Regions from separate parts of the Homo sapiens genome. Here all the other regions are linked to region 1. Evidence: chromatin contacts called from ENCODE Hi-C or POLR2A ChIA-PET data. All regions are on one chromosome and are shown on one strand. The core of a region is the stretch at or near the end of the contact, and the rest is flanking DNA. Distances in the headings are between cores, read along the strand shown.

What was found. Hi-C counts contacts between places; a loop is a spot of excess contacts on that map. ChIA-PET counts read pairs that join two places held with the same protein, here RNA polymerase II (POLR2A). Pooled maps may share reads with other maps.
Region 2: a loop to region 1 is called in a map of B cell, with 18 times the contacts of the local background. The contact joins the promoter of KIF1B here to the promoter of UBE4B in region 1. A Hi-C loop is called at or near these places in 14 of 168 maps with a recorded cell type or tissue (B cell, CD4-positive, alpha-beta T cell, CD8-positive, alpha-beta T cell and 10 more), 5 of 37 single-sample maps with no recorded cell type and 33 of 50 pooled maps. POLR2A ChIA-PET finds 5 or more read pairs at or near these places in 10 of 52 experiments (AG04450, BJ, CD4-positive, alpha-beta memory T cell and 6 more).
Region 3: a map of gastrocnemius medialis shows a loop between it and region 1 (2.3-fold over the local background). The contact joins the enhancer-like site here to the promoter of UBE4B in region 1. A Hi-C loop is called at or near these places in 1 of 168 maps with a recorded cell type or tissue (gastrocnemius medialis) and 6 of 50 pooled maps. POLR2A ChIA-PET finds 5 or more read pairs at or near these places in 2 of 52 experiments (PC-3 and activated T-cell).

The regions. Positions count from the first base shown.
Region 1 is chr1:10,031,511-10,034,210 of GRCh38, forward strand. It overlaps UBE4B (ubiquitination factor E4B), which reads left to right and starts at 1,448. Exons shown (of 28, transcript NM_001105562.3): 1 at 1,448-2,184. The coding sequence starts at 2,161. RefSeq lists silencers at 1,066-1,455, 1,486-1,705 and enhancers at 1,220-1,874, 2,266-2,315.
Region 2 is chr1:10,209,120-10,211,819 of GRCh38, forward strand. KIF1B (kinesin family member 1B) reads left to right here and starts at 1,451. Exons shown (of 49, transcript NM_001365951.3): 1 at 1,451-1,759. RefSeq lists silencers at 672-966, 1,053-1,132, 1,163-1,682 and an enhancer at 2,584-2,700.
Region 3 is chr1:9,799,023-9,801,722 of GRCh38, forward strand. The region is part of intron 1 of CLSTN1 (calsyntenin 1); the gene reads right to left. Among named protein-coding and RNA genes, the nearest start is that of CLSTN1, 24 kb to the right of the region's middle. Within about 2 kb of position 1,254, at least 4 of the 41 ENCODE cell types and tissues checked have a DNase peak (open chromatin) inside an H3K27ac peak, as active enhancers do.

The DNA.
Region 1 (2,700 bases), core at 198-2,697:
TGTAAATTAGATGGCAATAATGAGGTTAAAAAAAGTAAACTTTTAACATCAATGTCACCAGGGGTTCAAGTTCTGGCTTACACAGAATTCCTTTCCTGGAGAGCAGATAATATGCAAAGCCAGCAGTGATTTATTTTTACTCACAAATTCCTTACATATTTTTACTCACAAATTCCTTACATATCTAGTAGTCAGGTTCCTATTTTAAGCATGTAGCAAATACATTGTAACTCTTAATTCTGGAATGCAGTCTTTATGGCTTAGTGAGCCATCCAATCCACTTATAGTCTTCGTCAGCGGCAAAATCTGGAATTTCATGGTACTGTTACTTTGATCGCTCAACTTAGATTTATATTTTATAAATATATATATACATACATATATATATATTTTTTGAGATGGAGTCGCGCTCTGTCGCCCAGGCTGGAGTGCAGTGGCGCGATCTCGGCTCACTGCAAGCTCCGCCTCCCGGGTTCACGCCATTCTCCTGCCTCAGCCTCCCGAGTAGCCGGGACTACAGGCGCCCGCCGCCACATCTGGCTGATTTTTTGTATTTTTTAGTAGAGACGGGGTTTCACCGTGTTAGCCAGGATGGTCTCGATCTCCTGACCTCGTGATCCGCCCGCCTCGGCCTCCCAAAGTGCTGGGATTACAGGCGTGAGCCACCGCGCCCGGCCAAATATTTGTATTCTTGTGCACCGGAGGATGGTTTTCCCCCACTGACTCCAAACGTCTTCCTTGCATTTGCTGTGTACAATTCAGTGATTTGGGTCTCTCATCCATTTATACTTTCAAATTTTACCAATACTTTTTGAACACACTTAAAAAAAAAAAAACCCAGGAAGTATCTCTAAAAGGCCAAGGTAAAATAAAATGAATGGGAGTTCTTGTGTTCGAGTTTTCTTCCAACTGGGCTTTCCTGGAGGAGGTGGAAGAGTGTGTGGCAGATGTTTCAGAAAATGAGCGCTCAATACGGTAGATCACGCTCCCGGGGTCAAGGAGACGTTTTCCGTTTTCTTTTCCCTCGCTTAGGCGGCGGGCGCGCACAGTCCAGTGGGAGCGATGAGGTGTTTCTAGGCCCCCAAGTCACAGAAAAGCAGGCGATTGGGAACAACGGAGGCGCGGCGGGCCCCCGGGCCGCGGGCCAGCGCCACCTTCTGGTGGATCTTCCCCGACGCGAGTCTGGGAGTCGTCCCTCCCCTTGCCAGCCTACCTGGCTCAGGCCCGCCGCGCCCGCAGCCCCAGCGCGGTCGCCGTGGCAACGCCCCGCCCAGCCGCCAGCCTCCCTTTGCCCCTCCCCACGTCCGGCGCGGCTGCGCGGGACGGGGTGGGACGGAGGCGGGGAGAGGACGCAGGCGAGAGGAACTCGGCGGCGCGGCGCCCGCGGCCTATTGGCTGCCACGTCCCGGCGCCAGAAGCCCCGCCTCCCTGACGGGGGTCACGTGATCCCTTTCAAAGATGGCCGCCCTGTTGTTTTGATGAATAATACTTGGTGGGGCGAGGGGGAAAGAGTAGGGGTGGAGGGGTAGGAGGATTTACTCTTCCAGCGAGAGCTACGCGCATCCCATCCTCCCCCTCCCCCCTACCCGGGCTCCGGCGTGGAGGCGGGGCGTGGCCGGCCTGCTTTGGGAGGGGAGGGGCTTCCCTTACAGTGCTGGGCTCTGCCAGGACGGCTGTGGGGTCGCCTTACCTCGGGGTATCCACTCTGCAGTCGACCAGTTCCCGCCAGGAGCAAAGGGTAGGAAGGAGAGCAGGATCTGCTGTAGGAACGCAGCTACCGCGCCACTATCACGAAGAAACAGCAGGCTCGGGGCACGAGACGAACTGGAGACCGCGCTGCCTAGCTGGGTAACCTGGGAAGCAGAGGGTAATAAGTGGCGCCTTAAGACAACCCTGTAGCAGCAGCAGTGGCGGCCAAAGGAGGCTGCTCAGGGAACAAGCGGCTGTAGTAGTCTGTGGGGCGACTGGAGTGACCGAAGCCAAGGCAGTTTAGTGCCTCTCGTGTTCTTATTTTTTAACCTCTGACTATGCAATTCTGAAACCTCCCCCATTCGGGGGACCAGACAGCCTGATAGACACCTTCCACTCTCCTTCCTCCCGCCGTGGTCTCGAGAACAGAAGGATCTCTCCTTAACGCCTTTCACCATTAAGAGGAAAGCGATGGAGGAGCTGAGCGCTGATGAGGTGAGGAGGTTGGGGGACACCTTGAGGGATTAGTTGGCAACTCGTTAGCGCTTTGGACAGGGATGGTATTGCGCCAGTGCTGTCTGGCCTTTGGGCTTGGAGAAGGAACGGAGATGATATTTTCCAAGAATAACGTGACTCCCCGATAGGGTCTCTGGTTTTGTTCTCCTTTATTCTGTTGCCTTCTTTCTTCATTCTGAACTCCATTTGCTTCTTTCCGAGTGTTCTTTTAGGGTATGAACAAGAGGAGAGAGCATCTTGAGGTGTTTATTCTTTTCTTCAGGGTATGCGAACAAGAAGGGCGAGATTTACATGAAGTTAAAGTGTGTGTGTGTCTGTGTCTTCAGGAATTTAAAGAACAATTTTGGATGGAATGAGAATGTATGGTGGGTGAATATTTTTAAAGAAAGCATTTGAAATTCCAGATATGTGTGGTTATTGCACTGTATAAGCTTGATTAAACATATATTTTTGCTTGAGGGGTGGTTTACAGACAGATTCTTTGATATTTAACAA
Region 2 (2,700 bases), core at 201-2,700, 180 kb after region 1:
GAGGCAGGAGAATCGCTTGAACCTGGGAGGCGGAGGTTGCAGAGATTTGACATCGTGCCACTGAGCTCAGCCTGGGCGAGAGTAAAACTCTGTCTCAAAACAAAACAAAAAAATTTTTCTTTCTAGGCATGCCTCTCATTCAAACAGCTTTTAAAAAGTCTCTTGCTTGTTTCATTATTATGAATTTTACGCCTATTTTAAAGCTATACGGTTTCACTGCTGTATGCTTTAGTGTAAGCTATGTCAAATCCTTTTGCAGGTAGGTGGAGCTTAAATTCTATAAAATGAGACGTGATCAATAAAAGCGGATGAAGAGTCTGAGGACTTGAGTGGTGGTGGAGATTTTCCAGAATTATTAGTGTAGAAAATTAATTTCGATGTTTTAGTGCATATGCTTGTACATAATACCTTTTACTCACAATAATACTGTATTTAATTCAGGGGAAGACATGTGATTTTACTTTCAATGTCTGCTAGTAAATAAAAATAATTCACAACCTTATAAAGTAATAGTGCTCGGCCTGGGCCTGATAATTGAATATATTATCACTGAAGATTATATTTTGTTAAGTACTGAATTGAACAGTTTCTGAACAGTGAGATTTTTCTTTCCAGCTGAATCTAAATCTGATTTTAAAGAAATCACTGCTCGTGCTTTTGTGTCCTCCGGGTTTCTAACTTCCACTCTCCCTCCTTCAAGGGCATCTCCCAGAAGGGGGCTGGGCTCGTTAACTCAGGGACGGTGCAAAGCGTTTGTTCCTCTCCTCACAGCCCTTCCGCGGTCTCCCAAGGAGACAAGTGGAATGCCCACCAAGTCATGCTTTTCCATTACTCATTCCGCCTTCTCTCCCGAGGTGGCGCGTGGGAGGTGTTTTGCTCGGGTTCTGTAAGAATAGGCCAGGCAGCTTCCCGCGGGATGCGCTCATCCCCTCTCGGGGTTCCGCTCCCACCGCGCCGCGTTCGGCCGGTTCCGCCTGCGAGATGTTTTCCGACGGACAATGATTCCACTCTCGGCGCCTCCCATGTTGATCCCAGCTCCTCTGCGGGCGTCAGGACCCCTGGGCCCCGCCCCGCTCCACTCAGTCAATCTTTTGTCCCCGTATAAGGCGGATTATCGGGGTGGCTGGGGGCGGCTGATTCCGACGAATGCCCTTGGGGGTCACCCGGGAGGGAACTCCGGGCTCCGGCTTTGGCCAGCCCGCACCCCTGGTTGAGCCGGCCCGAGGGCCACCAGGGGGCGCTCGATGTTCCTGCAGCCCCCCGCAGCAGCCCCACTCCCCGGCTCACCCTACGATTGGCTGGCCGCCCCGAGCTCTGTGCTGTGATTGGTCACAGCCCGTGTCCGTCGCGGGCGCCGGGGCGGATACGAGGTGACGCGCAGAGGCCCAGCTCGGGGCGGTGTCCCGCGCCGGCGACTGCGGGCGGAGTTTCGCGAGGGCCGAAGCGGGGCAGTGTGACGGCAGCGGTCCTGGGAGGCGCCCGCGCGCGTCGGAGCAGCTCCCCGTCCTCCGCAGCCGTCACCGCCGGCCGTCGCCGCGCCCTGGCCTCCCGCACTCGCGCACTCCTGTCCGCCGCCCACCGCCCACCTCCCACCTCGATGCGGTGCCGGGCTGCTGCGTGATGGGGCTGCGGAGCGGCGCCCTGCGGCTCGCGGCGGCCGCTGCTCGCGCTGAGGTGCGTCGGTGCCCGGCCCCCCGCGCCCCCGCGCGCCGCGGCTCCTGTTGACCCGGTCCGCCCGTCGGTCTGCAGCGCGGCTGAGGTAAGGCGGCGGGGCTGGCCGCGGTTGGCGCCGCGGTCGCGGGGTTGGGGAGGGGGCCGCTTCCGCGGGGAGGAGCGGCCGGGCCGGGGTCCGGGCGGGGTCTGAGGGGAGGTAGCGCGGGACGGGCGCCGGGTGCGGGAGCCTCGCCCTCGGGGGAGGGGACCCCTCCCTAGGCCAGCAGCGAGTCCCGGGCCGGCGTCCAGCGGTCGGCTGGGGCCCCCGCAGTGCCCTGCACCGGCCCTCCGTTTCCCCCGCGCTGCCAGGCCCCGGCTGTGCCCAGCGCTCTCCAGACCCGCCGCTGCCTGGCCGTTCCCTGGGCTCCGCGCACGTTGCAGCCCGGGGGGCGGCTGTGCTTCGTTTGAAGCCATCGTTTCTCATTTTCCCTCTCCCCTTTCCTCCTTTGTGGTGGGCATCGGGCTTCGGCTGGGAATGTGGTTATGCCCTTTGCCAGATGGCGATAGGAAAGGTCATCGCTTGGCGCTGGGGGAGCCGAGGGCTCGAGGCCTGGAAAGAGGGGTGCGATAGGAAGGGAGGGGGCTTGTTGGATGCTGGCCAGGTGTGAGGAAGGCTGGTGTGGTCTCGGCATTCAGCCGACTGGGATTACTCGGGCAGCCATATTGGGAGGATGATCTGACAAATCCTTTAGGAGCCAAGTCCAGTTGTTGGAAGGCACCGAGTGACAGCCCTGGCAGCTTTCAGGGTGACTGGCCAGACCAGAAGCCAAGTTGTGGGGGTTGGGAGGCTGCTTGAGCAAGCTAGTCATTGTTCATGCAACACAAAACATTCCCGCCCCTAACGCCAGAATGGAGCTTCCAGATCCCTTTTTTTTTTTTTCCTTGATTGCTAAATGAGCTTCCAAGGTAAACTGCCTTCAAGATTCCATTCTTGTTGGGGTGAAATTCCGTGTTTCTCTATTCATCTTCTGCGTCCAGTGCGGGGGC
Region 3 (2,700 bases), core at 4-2,503, 230 kb before region 1:
CAAAATAAATTAGCCAGACATAGTGGTGCACGCCCATGGTCCCAGCTACTCAGGGAGCAGAGATGGGAGGACCACTTGAGCCCAGGAGGTCGAGGATCCAGTGAGCCCTGATCGTGCCACTGAACTCCAGCCTGGGTGACAGAGCAAGACCCTGTCTCAAAAAAGAAAAAAATACATAAATTTTAAAAATTGGAGACACAGGCAAATACACAAGGAATCACAATTTACAGAGCAGAAACCTCCATGGGAACCGGTGCCAGGGTAGGAAAACCTAAGCTGTAATCGACAAACTGCTGGAGTTCAATGTGCAGAACTCTGAGAGTTAAAAATTCCAGGGAGCCGGGCGCGGTGGCTCACGCCTATAATCTCAGCACTTTGGGAGGCAGAGGCGGGTGGATCACGAAGTCAGGAGATCGAGACCATCCTGGCTAACACGGTGAAACCCCGTCTCTACTAAAAATACAAAAAATTAGCTGGGCATGGTGGCGGGCGCCTGTAGTCCCAGCTACTTGGGAGGCTGAGGCAGGAGAATGGTGTGAACCCGGGAGGCAGACTATGCAGTGAGCCGATATCGCGCCACTGCACTCCAGCCTGGGCAACAGAGCAAGACTCCATCTCCCAAAAAAACAAAAAAAAAATGCCAGGCGCGGTGACTCACGCCTGTAATCCCATCACTTTGAGAGGCCGAGGCAGGCAGATCATGAGGTCAAGAGATCCAGACCATCCTGGCCAACATGGTGAAAACCCGTCTCTACTAAAAATACAAAAATTAGCTGGGCGTGCTGGTGGGTGCCTGTAGTCCTAGCTGCTTGGGAGGCTGAGACAGGAGAATCATTTGAACCCGGGAGGCGGAGGTTGCAGTGAGCCAAGATCGTGCCACTGCACTCTAGCCTGGGTGACAGAGCAAGACTCCGTCTCAAAATAAACAAACAAACAAAAAACCACACATAAATGTAACACGTGGATCAACAAAGAAATATCGAGGAGTTTTAAAATGTTTTGAACTAAATGAAAAAGAAAATATAATTTATCAAAATGTGTGGGATGTAGTGAAAGCAGTGCTTAGTGGAAAACTTAAGCATTTAATACATATATTAGAAAAAAAGAAAGAGCTAAAATCAATCATATAAGCTTCAACCTTAGGAAACTAGAAAAAGATCAGCAGATTAAATACAAAGAGAGCAGAAGAAAATGAAATAAAAACTGAAACAAAAATCAATAAAACTGAAAACAGGAACTCAATAGAGAAAACCAACAAAACCAAAAGCTGGTTTTTTGAAAAGATCAATAAAACTGATAAGCCTCTAGCCAGGCTAACTATGAAAAAAAAAGAGAGAAGACACAAATTCCTAGTATCAGAAATGAAAACAGGAACACCGCTATAAGACCCCATGGATTAAAAAGATACATAAAGGGGCTGGGCATGGTGGTTCACGCCTGTAATCCCAGAACTTTGGGAGGCCGAGACAGGAGGATCACGAGGTCAGGAGATCAAGACCATCCTGGCTAATACAGTGAAACCCCGTCTCCACTAGAAAAAAAAAAAAAAAAAAAAAAATTAGCTGGGTGTGGTGGCAGGCGCCTGTAGTCCCAGCTACTCAGGAGGCTGAGGCAGGAGAATGACGTGAACCCAGGAAGCGGACCTTGCAGTGAGCCATGATCGTGCCACTGCACTCCAGCCTGGGCGACAGAGTGAGATTCCATCTCAAAAAAAAAATAAAAATAAAATAAAATAAATAAATAAGAAAAAAAAATACAAAAAAAATTGGCCAGGAGTGTGGTGGCATGCTCCTGTAATCCCAGCTATTCAGGAGGCTGAGGTAGGAGAATAGCTGGAACCTGGGAGGCGGAGGCTGCAGTGAGCCGAGATTGCACCATTGCACTCCAGCCTAGACAACAGAGTGAGACTCAGTCTCAAAAATAAATAAATAAATAAATAAGAGGCTGGGTGCGGTGGCTCACACCTGTAATCCCAGCACTTTGGGAGGCCGAGGCAGATGGATCACCTGAGATCAGGAGTTCGAGACCACCCTGACCAACATGGAGAAACCCCAACTCTACTAAAAATACAAAATTAGCTGGGCATGGTGGCAAGCACCTGTAATCCCAGCTACTTGGGAGGCTGAGGCAGGAGAATCACTTGACCCAGGCGGCGGAGGTTGCAGTAAGCTGAGATCGTGCCATTGCACTCCAGCCTGGGAAACAAGAGCGAAACTCCATCTCAAAAGTAAATAAATAAGAAATATTATGAACAACTCTATGCCTAAAAATTTGATAACCTAGATGAAATTTATCAATTCCCTGGAAGATACAATCTGCCAAAACTCACCCAAGAAAAAGCAAACAATCTAAATAGACCTGTATCTCTTAGAGAAACTAAATCAACAATTAATAACCTTCCAAAACGAAAAGTACCAGACCCAGATGGGTTCACTGGTGAATTGTACCAAACATTTAAGGAAGAAATTACACCAATTCTCTACAGAAGCAAAGGGAATACTTCCTAACTCATTCTGTGAGGTCACCATTATTGTTCGTTTGTTTTTGTTGAGACAGAGTTTCGCTCTTGTTGCCCAGGCTGGAGCGCAGTGGCACGATCTCGGCTCACTGCAACCTCTGCCTTCTGGGTTCAAGTGATTCTCCTGCCTCAGCCTCCCGAGTAGCTGGGATTACAGGCATGCACCACCATGCCCGGCTAAC